Linked DNA regions of Homo sapiens: region 1 is linked to region 2. Evidence: chromatin loops called from intact Hi-C (ENCODE). Cell type or tissue: gastrocnemius medialis. All regions are shown on one strand. Each heading gives the region's core, and the rest is flanking DNA. Links, peaks and the distances in the headings are about the cores only.

Evidence for each region. Hi-C counts contacts between places; a loop is a spot of excess contacts. Peaks named below come from ENCODE experiments on the same cell type or tissue, not always from the same donor. Only the 100,000 strongest peaks of a DNase experiment are listed, where the experiment ranks them.
Region 1: a loop joins it to region 2, with 6 times the contacts of the local background. A loop is called at or near these places in 9 of 110 quality-filtered maps.

Annotation. Positions count from the first base shown.
Region 1 is chr9:89,729,856-89,735,677 of GRCh38, reverse strand. No RefSeq gene overlaps it. Among named protein-coding and RNA genes, the nearest start is that of LINC03062, 93 kb to the right of the region's middle. In gastrocnemius medialis, for the core only: no CTCF peak of the experiment used is centred there; no DNase peak of the experiment used is centred there; H3K4me3 peaks cover 528 bases; H3K27ac peaks cover 1,710 bases.
Region 2 is chr9:90,103,680-90,109,501 of GRCh38, reverse strand. No RefSeq gene overlaps it. Among named protein-coding and RNA genes, the nearest start is that of MIR4290HG, 65 kb to the right of the region's middle. In gastrocnemius medialis, for the core only: no CTCF peak of the experiment used is centred there; DNase peaks (open chromatin) are centred at 1,461, 2,281 and 3,535; H3K27ac peaks cover 4,193 bases.

The DNA.
Region 1 (5,822 bases), core at 219-5,218, 370 kb after region 2:
TGGCCCAAGTTGCATTCAGGCTTTTCCTAGTGGTTTGCAGGCTTGCTAGACTGTGCTGGACCAGAACGGATATTCCTACAACGCAAGCCTAGCTGGGTGTTCCTACCACATCCTTCTCCATCCCTGCGTGTCCCACTTAAAAGGGTTGCCAGGACCCCAGAGCCAGACCCAAGCCCTGCCCTCACCTTTCTTCCCTGTTTTTGGTCTGTAAGGAGCTGCCTCGTCCCACAGGATCTTTAGGTCCATTTCACTATAGTCAGAAATGTCTCTGAAGCACGAAGAAAGGCTGAATATCCACTAAACTGAATACGAGTTTTGTCTTTTGAGCATAAGCAACGTGGATCTCGGCGTGTTAAAAACGGACACATATGAATGCTTCTGGGCCCCTGCTGGGCTCACAGGTGGATGGAGTCTTGACCACAAAATCTGGGCCAGATAACTATCCAGAATGTCTAAACAGATCACCAAAGACAAGACCATCTCCAAAACGAAAAGTAAGAAAGCTGACTCTGAGCAGCAGTGCTAAAGCCCAGGCCAGAGCAACAGACATTGTGACAGAGGGCTTCAGTGCCCACGCTGGCCTGTTATTGGGCATATGCAGTTTAAGAAACCCTTACTTGTTTGCTATGCCTCCGAAGAAGCTATCAGGCTTAGAAAATCACAAAAGGGAACCAAAGGAAAAATAGGAAACTAACAAAATTGACAGCGTTTGCCAATGGCTTCCCAACACCGGCTTTGCATCAGCCAGGGAGGTTGTTAATAGGTGGAGCTGCTTCTGCTCTTGCTGTTTCCATGAAAGCGTCCGGTGTTTCTGTATTGCACATTCTGATTATGAAATTTTAAAACCGTAATAATGTCTAAAGTGACTATGACTAGAAGTATTCTTCTTTACGGAAACTAAAATCACAACTGTCAAGGGAACGGGTATGCCTGGGAATGCTGACTTCCCCAGGGCCCTTGCCAGGGCGCTTGCAGCCCTCTCCACTGCTCCTGGCAGCCACGCAGCAGTGACCTCATGTGTGTTTGCCCTCCAGGTCCACCAGCTGCAGTGACCTCGTCACAGGAATGCTGCACCACTCTGATCATTCAGCAGCCATCAATATCCAGGCAAGACCCTCCGCCAGCAAAGAGATTACAACTCGCAAAAGGCTCAGATAATCATTAGCATTTTTTAACAATAAAGTATTTTTTATTCAGCTATGTACTTTTTTAGACTTAATAGCATTCCACATTTAGTAGACTACAGTATAGTGTAAACAAACCTTTTTTCTTTTCTTTTTTTTTTTTTTTTTTGAGACGGAGTCTCACTGCAATGCCCAGGCTGGAGTGCAATGGTGTGATCTCGGCTCACTGCAACTTCCACCTCCCAGGTTCAAGCGATTCTCCTGCCTCAGCCTCCCGAGCAGCTGGGATTGCAGGCGCCTGCCACCATGCTTGGCTAATTTTTGTATTTTTAGTAGAGATGGGGTTTCACCATGTTGGCCATGCTGGTCTTGGACTCCTGACCTCAAGTGATCCGCCCGCCTCAGCCTCTGGGAGTGCTGGGATTACAGACGTGAGCCACTGCACTCGGCAAACGTAACTTTTATACGCACTAGAAAACCAAAAAATCCATGTGACCCACTCTATTGCAATATTCATTTTATCACGGTGGTCTGGAACCAAACTCACAATGTGTCCAAGGTATGCCTGTACAGTAAACTTGCACTATAAAAAATGTTTCTTAAAACTTTGGTGTGTTCTTCTTCATTAAGACACTAAATAGCAGTAATCTATACACTGCCCTATTGAAGTAGTGCTGAGCATACATGAACTATCAAGACGTTTGCAACAACCACCCTGAAAGAACATTAGCTGTGCTTCTACCAGAGGTCAGAGGTGCCATCAATACAGGGGATGGAAATGCTGAAGTGCAGTTAGATGTTAGTGAAAACCAAGATAGAATCTTTCCTCATATATGTTCACAAATCCCCTGGATTTTATCCGTGGTCTTGCCAGACCGTGTGGTGTCTTTTTCCATGTCCCCAAGCAGGATGACATAGTCTGCAGCATTTGCTTCTGGACCTGGTTCCGTGGAGACACCCAAGACTGGGCATCCCATTGTGTGCATGCACCTTTGTCTGGATATGAGAAAGAAGAGGAAGAGGAGGAGAAGGAAGGAAATGAAGAGGGAAGAAGGAAAGAAGGGAAGAAAAAGGGAGAGTGATAGAAGAGACTGTGGGGTCCTCCCCTCTTCACTTCATCAGCAAGGGGCCAGGAGGCAAGGACGGTAGGTTCAACTTGTCCATGACCTTCAGACCCAGACAGACCGCAGGTCCAGGGGCATCCCCGCACAGGCCATTAGGACCCGACCTCCACCAAAGTGTCGGAAGGAAACTTCACAAAGCTCCTCTGCAGCCAGACATTCTTTTCCAAGCCCACCTGACAGTCTCTGCCCCAGGGTCAGCTCCTGACATGGAGTGTCCTTGGTATGAGGCCCGCAGCCCCATCTGAGCCCACCTCCAAGCCTCCTCTGCTCTGTGTAGAGCCAGTGAAAGGGAACCTGAACAGAATGTGGACCACAGCCAGGGGAGGAGAGAAAAGCCCTTGGAAAGCACTAAATACTCTCCTTGTTCCAAAAGCCCCAAGGACAGCAGAATTATCTGGAAAATGAATTCCCAAAAATTGATTCATGGAGGGGAAAAAGAATTTTTCCTATGATTCTTCCTTCAATTTAAAATTTCTAGGCAAGTACACATTGCAGCCACATAATACACCCTTTCCCCATTAATAATCGTGATTTTCAGAAGAGAGGGTCATTTTTCCTGTTATTGTTGGTCACACCTGCCAGTAAACAAGCTGTGTGTGCTGTGTGGGGGTCAGGGCAGAGCATTCAGACTCTAAAAGCTAGACCCCGCGTGTCCATGACCTTGGGCTTGCCCAGCTGGACGGGTTTCCATGCACTCCACATCTGGATTCCAAGAACAGACTGACATACAATGTTCCAGAGCAGACTGATGTGGATGAGGATGCCCCATCAGAGAAAACATGGCCCATTCTCTCCCAAAGGCTAAATTTTTTAAAAAGAGGATAAATAATTACAAGCTACTTTTGCAATGTTTCTATAACAAAAGTGGGATTTGTAAATCTCTGAATTGTTCAAGGAGGCTTGTCCGCAACCCCCCTGAGTCATGACAGGAAAGGAATTATTTATAGCCCAGGACAGTTTGTTTACATACTTGCCTAGTTCCTGGGCAGAGTCCTTCCTCCACCTGCACAGTAAAAGTTGCTCATCAAAAATAGAAAATTATTGCTTCCTTTTCAACTTTCCCTGAAAGCACTGAGAAGAGGAAGGGGGAACACAAAATATATTTTTACTAAAGGGTTCTTTCCTCTCCAACTAAAATCTTATCCAAATGTTGCTTCCTTAATCCCCAGAAGGAAACAAAAATCCTGAGCTCTTTTGTAGAATGATTAGAGACAAAGTCCTGAGACTCCACACCTGATTGTCCCCAAGTCCCAGGGGGGTTTCTGAAACTGCCTAGGAGATGCTACGGGGGGCTGTGAGAATGTAAAGGAGCCCACCACCCAAGCTGGGGACCTTGAGACCGGCCTCTCTTTCATCCAGACCAGCCCTGCCTTTATCTGTTGTGCACAATGGCATTTAGACTGCTTCCACTGGTAAACTGGAGTTTGAAAGTGACAGGAATGGTTGATCAAGCAGGCCCTTGGGGCTCTCAGATGAATGCACCATTCTGTCACTTTGTCCTGTATGGTTGCCATCCATACAGAGAACACTGGGCTGAGCAGCCTCCTGCCCAGCCTGCTGGAGATGCCGTATCCACATTAGGGTGAGACCTAGAGGCACTAGGGGCAGCAGGAGGGAAGGGGGAAACCTGTTCCTTCCTGAGAGTTGTAATCTCCTTATAGAGAGAGATGATCCAGAGAGGGAGCTGGCGGGGTGGCATGCAGCTATGAAGGTGCTGAGCTGGCAAGAAAGCAGCCACGCAAAAGGTGGCACGGAGGGCAGGAAGCCTCAGCAACACAGAATAGGCAAAAGCCAGGACAGCTCCTCTGGGACCAGGGCAACTGGACATGCTCCAGGTAATGCAGGTAATGCAGGTAACGCAGCTGAGTGGGCACCAAAAGGCAAGAGCCATGTTAGGGAAGAGATCAGGTTGGTCAAATACACCACAGGCTGCTAAAAAGGGAGCTCTATTACTAAGCGTTAATCATAAGATTGGAGAGATTGTTGAGAAGTACTTCACACTTGAAGAAGACATCTTCAGGAGAAAATGAAAGGAAAATGTGGGTGGGGAGAAAGATCAGGTTATTCTATTTATTTCCAACTGGGTAATATGGTATATATGACACATACACAGATAGATAGTTGGATGGATATATATATATATCATAACGAAAAAGATCATCTCTCATATGAAGGTCTTGAGCCAGGACCCACATGCACCACACTCAAATATTATACCATGAATTTCCACAGACCAAAATCTTTAAAGCACCTACAACTGGAATTTTCTTAGACTAAAATAATTTGGCTAGGTAACAGAATTCAGCTACTTGCAAGAGTCAAAGGGGGACACGTTGTTTTATAAATTAACTAGAAACATTTCTTGAGCCAAACTAGAGATGGAGTTATTGACACAACCGGAGGGCAGAGCTCACCAAGGGCACCGAGACTGGCCGCTACTTAGCTCACCTAGGACCTCCCACGCCGCCCACAGGCCGCACCACAGAGCAGCAGGAGACACGTGTTCCAATGTTGACCGAAAGGCAGGTGGAGGCCAGAAAGCATGCTGCCCACTGACACTGGGCCCCAGCCACAGAGGCGGGACAGAGCCACCAGCTCCGCCGCTCCACCACCCCCAGCTCGCTGGGTAAACACACTCAAGCTGGAAGCCTGGTGTCCCGGCCTTCTCACGAGACTGCAGGAAGCAGGACGGACGAAGTTTACTAAAATCTAACATCCTATGGTACGTGGGATTTATTTTTTTTAGACACTATCCAGGCTGGTTTTGTTCTCCCCACTGTTTAACTGTATTTAGTATACAACCTGCAAATAAAAATATACCTGGGCTAGCCCTGATCCAGGGTTTGGAGGCAGTATGATCTCTGCAACATCTGCAGCAGAACCACTGGGGAATCATGAAGATTCCTGGCTCCTCCCTGCCCTGCATACACACTCACACACACACACACACCCCATTCATGCACCATACACACATCATACACATACCATACACACACAAACCACGCACACTGTAAACCCACATGCAGCACACACAGCACACACCCCATTCACATACCAGACACACACCATACACACATCATACACATACCATACACATACAGACCACGCACACTGTAAACCCACACACACCACACACAGCACACACCCCACCTACACACAACACACACACGACTCACTGTACATCTCACACACACTGTATGCCACCTACACATGCCCCCCCACACCATATACCACACACACACCATACACACCACACAAACCCACACAAGTACACTCCACACACGCATACACACACCATACATATACACATACATCCCACACACACATACATACAGCACAAATTACACACACACCACACATACATACACACACTATACACCACACACAATATACACCCTACACACACATACACACAGCACAAACTACGAACACACACTCACAACTACACACATTACACACACCACAAAAACTATACACCCCACACAGTATACACACCCACACACACATACACACAACACAAACTACACACACACCACAGAAACACAGAAACGCACATTATATGCACCATACAAGC
Region 2 (5,822 bases), core at 216-5,215:
TTGGAAATTTAATTCACAATGCAACAGTGTTGGGAGATGGGGCCTAATCAGAGGTGATTGGGTCATGAGGGCTCTGCCCTCATGAATGGTTAATCTTTGGAGTGGTTAGTCAAGAGTGGTTGTTATCAAGTGAGTCTGGCCTGGTTCTCTTTTGCAAGTGCTCAGTTGCCCATCCACCCTTCCACCATGGGATACCATGGGATAATGCAGCAAGAAGGCCCTCAGCAGATGCAGCTGCCCGATCTTGGACTTCCCAGCCACCAGAATTATTAGCTAAGTGAAATTCTATTCTTTATAAATTCCCCTGTGTGTGGTATTCTGTTATAGCAACACAAAATGGACTAAGATAGGGGCTCATGACTGGGGAGAGACTGCTGCTCCCAGGGCCAGCCAGTTCTCACAGACAGCAGACTCTCCTGGGAATGGGCTTTTTATACACAAACCAATGAACCCAGAGCCCATGTTCCATACCACCTCCTCTGTCTGACTGTTATACTACAGGAGGCAATGTTCCTCTGCCCTAGTCATCCCAGGGCCAGCAGCAGACAACTAGAGACATCCCTTATGCTCAGAGTTCATGGGAATTAAACTAGAAAATTCTAGGCTGCTTACTCTGCCTTGCCCATTTCTTCCTTTGAAAACCACAATAAAAGCACTTTCCCATGTTTTTCCCTCTATCCTCTCTGCCTCCTGGCCAAGCCTTGTGCCTCCCCATGTGGCCCAGCATAGAGTGCTTCCTGTTTCTAGGGAACTATGAGCAAAAACTTCTTCCTCCATATCAGTCATTTCTGTGTTGTTTGCCCTACCACACCTGCTGAAGACAAATTTCAGGTACATTTTAACACAGAAGACACAGTGCAAACAGCCATAGGGGGCCAGGGCAAAAGACCCGGAATGTCTCCTCTGTGTCCCTGGAGATTTTATTCTTGGTAAGTACACACACTTGCATAGTAATTACCCTTACTAAGTTGAAAGACGAGTTTGCTCAACTGGATACAGTCTCTGATGACAATTTTCTTGGATGTCTTCCCTCTCTAATAGCCATAGGACTCTATTTTCTTTCTGGCATTCAAGTTCCTTTGATGTGTCTAAATGCAGCCTGTTTCCTCCAACCAGCCTGTGTTTATGCTGGAAATACAGATCTGGGGGACATGGGGGTTGGGGCTGACATTTGCTGTGTCCAGGATCCTGGTCCCATATGCTGCAGTGTGAAGTTTTCACAAAGACAGTGGCTTCCCTAGATGGACTTCCTGCCTGAGCAAAAACGGGTCATCATCAATAACAACAATAAAAATCAGCAAAGTAGTCATATACACATAACAGTTTTCCTGAGTAGAAGATCAGTTGGAAGAAGGACAAGCAAAGACTCTCCTGGGAGTGGGTTTTTTATACACAAACCAACCAACCCAGAGTCCATGTTCCAAGGGCTGAGTCACTGCAGTAGGTTGTTGTAATTGTCCAGTGAGAGAGAGCGTAGCCTCTAGTGGAATGGCAGGCCTAGGAAAGAGAGGCAGGGAAACCAATGCCAAAGGGTTTAGGAGGTGTCTGCATGGAAGAGTGCAACTAGTGGGCACGTGGAAATGAGAACGACAAGGAGGAAGAGGAAGAAAGGATGATTACTAAAAGTCTTGCTTAATTAGGTAGTGCTGTTTCTAACCAAACTAGAGACTATGGAGAAAGAAGCAAGTTTAAAGAAATAAAAAAAAAATTAAGTTTTGGACGTAGGTATCTGTGTTAAAACCAAATGGTTATGTCTAGTAAGCTATCTGAATTATGAAATATGCATAAATATCCACACTTTGGCTGGAGATTAAATTTGGAAATATCCCATGGTAACTGAAATCCTGGCTGTGTACAAAGTCCCAGAGTCTGAAATGAGAAAAGAAGAAAGCAAAAGGTATTCACACTGACAGCTCTGTTGTCAAATGGAACTCTGTTATTACAGCTCCTTGGCTGAGTATAGAGATGTTCATGTTAACTGGAAAAAAAATAACATGTTAACTGGAAAAAATAAGTATGGTGTATCAGACTAGCCAGTGCTATCACGGAAATCTTTGTCATGTTGGTTGAGAATGAAGTTATTCTTACTTCAAGAGAAACAGAGGCCTGAGGAGCACTACTTTTAAATTTGTTTTCTAGGAGACCCATGCTATGTTGCTAATAAACAGTTTTGTTTTGACAGCTTCCATTTGCTATAAATATAGTTCCAAGGACAGTGTCCAATATTTCCTGATTCGAATCCAGCCTGAGCAGGTGTGTTCACTGCATGAGTCATGCCATTAGCTGCCAGGACTGTGACTTGGCCACAAAGGCACTTAACGGAATAAAAGCAAGCTGGGAAGAGAACAAGGCTTCTGGGATCACCGTTGCTTGGAATTTGGAGAGTCTCTGATAGGTTTGCTTCTTTCTTTTCATTACTGTTAAAAGCAATAGCACCAACCAGGGTTCCAAGGAGAATTTCTACATTAATAGATAAATATTTGATCAAACACAAGACCTTTCTTATTCCCTTTTTAATTCATAGTGTTACTGCATTTGCACTGATATGCTGCTCATGCTAGTTATGCCACTCAAAATACCCACTTTACCAAAAGTAGGTAACTTCCTCAGAGGAAGCTCTTTTTTTTTTTTTTTTTTTTTGAGACAGAGTCTTGCTCTGTCGCCCAGGCTGGAGTGCAGTGGCACGATCTCGGCTCACTGCAAGCTCCGCTTCCCAGGTTCACGTCATTCTCCTGCCTCAGCCTCCCGATTAGCTGGGACTACAGGCGCCTGCCACCACGCCTGGCTAATTTTTTGTATTTTTAGTAGAAATGGGTTTTTACCATGTTAGCCAGATGGTCTCGATCTCCTGACCTCGTGATCCGCCCACCTCGGCCTCCCAAAGTGCTGGGATTACAGGCATGAGCCACCACGCCTGGCTCAGAGGAAGCTCTTTAATGAAGAAGTAACATATTAAATATAACTACATTAAGAACCTTTCACTTTATTCTACATAAATATACTCACAATTTAATTAGTCATTGAAATGAGGAAGTCACATGCAATGCATTTCAGTTGAAGGTGTCTGTCTTAAAAGAGTGATGTAAGGGGGTCTTATAGTACCTTTATGGATGACAGCAGTGTCTGGGACTAAGGTCACAGAAGTGAAGATCTGAGCCCACGTTCAACAATCTTATAAATTACAAAGGAATGTTTAGACACAAAATCTAGACAGTGAAAACAGAGATGCTGCAGTAGCAGGCCTAGAAGAGAAGGAGGAATTTGCAGTCCTTTTTCAAATCACCTTTTCATAAATGAAAACAAACTCATACAACAACAAAATAGGGCATGCATTCTGATTCAGGATGCTGTTTTAAAGTTCTGTTCAGCAGTTTACATGGACTTTGATATCATAACACTCTGATTCAAGTGCTAAATATAAATAGGGTAAATATTTCTTGGCTTCCAGTGGGGTAATGGTAAACCCAAATTAGAGGCAGCACCACGGTAAAGAGCTATGTTGGATGAAATCCTGAACCACATTTGTGGGAAGGACACAGGGCTGGCCCAGTGAAGTCACTCTTCCAGTGAAACAGCAGAGCTAACATCATCCTTCCAGGAATCCTGCAAAAGAAGCCACCTGGGATGCAGTAAGATGACAGTAGCTTTCTGGAGCTAAGATGACAGACAGTTTTTTCTTTGGCCACAGGTTCTGATTACAAATCAGCAAGCAAATGTGTTCACACAGATGAAATAAGGGTATAGAAAAGGATGATGATTTGTCCCATTTATTCCAGCCCTTTTTACTGGCTTTTACAGTCCTTTTTACGTGGCTTTCATTCATTCTTCTTTCTGCCCATGAAGCTTATCCTAGAGAGAATTTCTGAGAATAAATGAAGCATAGTGAAGCTTCTAGAAAATAGTGTAAAATGCTAACATTGTTATTATTGTCAAGTCATGTTTATCAATATGTGGATCATTGATGATAACTGAACTATTCAAGAAAAGTTGTTAACTAAATGGCTGTATGACTTTTGGTGGGAGATTGTATCGTAGCTCAGGAAAAATTTATTCCCCTTGCGGTACCCGCACCCCCACGCCCAGGAGGAATGTACATCCTTGTCCCAGAAGCAATGGGCTGGGTGACTTGCTTTGGCTTGTTGGAATGTGAGTGGATGTGGATTTGCCTGTCCAAGCTAAGAGCCAAACACACATGGTGCATTGGGCTCACTCTGTGTGCTCTTATCGCATCAGAGCCATGCGTCCCAGAGAGTGGTTGTGCCTTCTGCCTGGAAATGCAGGAGAATCAGATCTCTGCCCTTCCCACCTGCGGACTTCAGTAGAACTGCCACGGCCCACCTGCAAACTCAAGAGTGAGAAATAAAGAAATGCTGGCAATTTCACACCTCACTGACAGGTGAGTCCCCACGCACAAAGGAACTTCAGTAAGCCTAATGGCTGACTACTCATAATTGTGGAGGTGAGCTGGCATACTCAAAGTGTGGAAAGAAAGAAAAATCTGTCAATGGCGAATTCTACATCCAGCAAATCCATCCTTCAAAGGAGAAATTAAGACATGCTATAATTTTAAAAAGAAAAGGTGAGCTGAGAGAATTTGTCACTAGCTGACCTTCTCCCAAGAAATGCTAAAGGGAACACGTCATGTTGAAATGGAAGGAAATTAGGTAGTAACTCAAATCCACACTAACAAATAAAAGGCCCTGTTAATGTGACAACATAGGTAAAAGTAAAAAACAGTATAAAGGTACTTTTGGTTCATAACTTCTTTCTTTTTTCCTTTTTTTTTTTTAGATGGAATCTTACTCTGTTACCCAGGCTGGAGTGCAGTGGTGTGATCTTGGCTCACTGCAACCTCTGCCTCCTGGGTTCAAGCGATTCTTCTGGCCTCAGCCTCCTGAGTAGCTGGGATTACAGGCACACACCAGTGTGCCCAGGTAGTTTTTGTATTTTTAGTAGAGACAGGGTTTCGCCATGTTAGCCAGGCTGGCCTTGAACTCCTGGCCTCAGGTGATCCACCCGCCTTGGCCCCCGAAAGTGCTGGGATTATAGGCATAAGCCACCGCACCCAGCCATTTCTTTCTTTTTTTCTGTCTGATTTAAAAGACCACTACATAAAACAGTAATTCTAAATCTTGAGTGATGGGCACACAATGTATAAAGATGTAATCTGTAACAATAGCAGCATGAAGGTGGGAGGGAGGATCAAAGATCATAGAAGCAAAGTTTTTGTATACCTGTGAAATTAATTTGGCGTTAACTCAAACTAGACTGTCATAAACTAAGATGTTTCTTAACGGGAGAAGCAGGGAGGAAAGAGCACCAGAGATTCTGGTCTACATGGTCTGTGCTGAGGTCTCAGTTGTATTCATTTCCTGTTGCCACTGTAACAAATTACCATAAACTTAGTGGTTTAAAATAACAGATTTATGATCTTGCAGTTCTGAAGGTCAGAAGTTCAAAATTAGTTTCAGTGGACTAAAATCAAAGTGTTGGCAGGCTGCATTACTTCTGAAGGATCTAGAGGAGAATCAATGTCTTTGCTTTTCTCAGTTTTTAGAGGTCATCTACATTCCTTGACTCAGACCTCACATGACTCTGATCTCTGCTTCCATCTTCACATTTTCTCTGGCTCTTAACTGCCTGCCTCCCTCTTATAAGCAATCCTTGTGATTTTATTTAGTACCCACCAGGTGATCAGGATAACCTCCCCATCACAAGATCCTTAACCAAATCACATCTGCAAAGTTCTTTTTACCATGTAATTGTCTTAATCCATTTGGGCTGTTAAAACAAACGATCATAAGCTGGGTGCTTACAAAAAA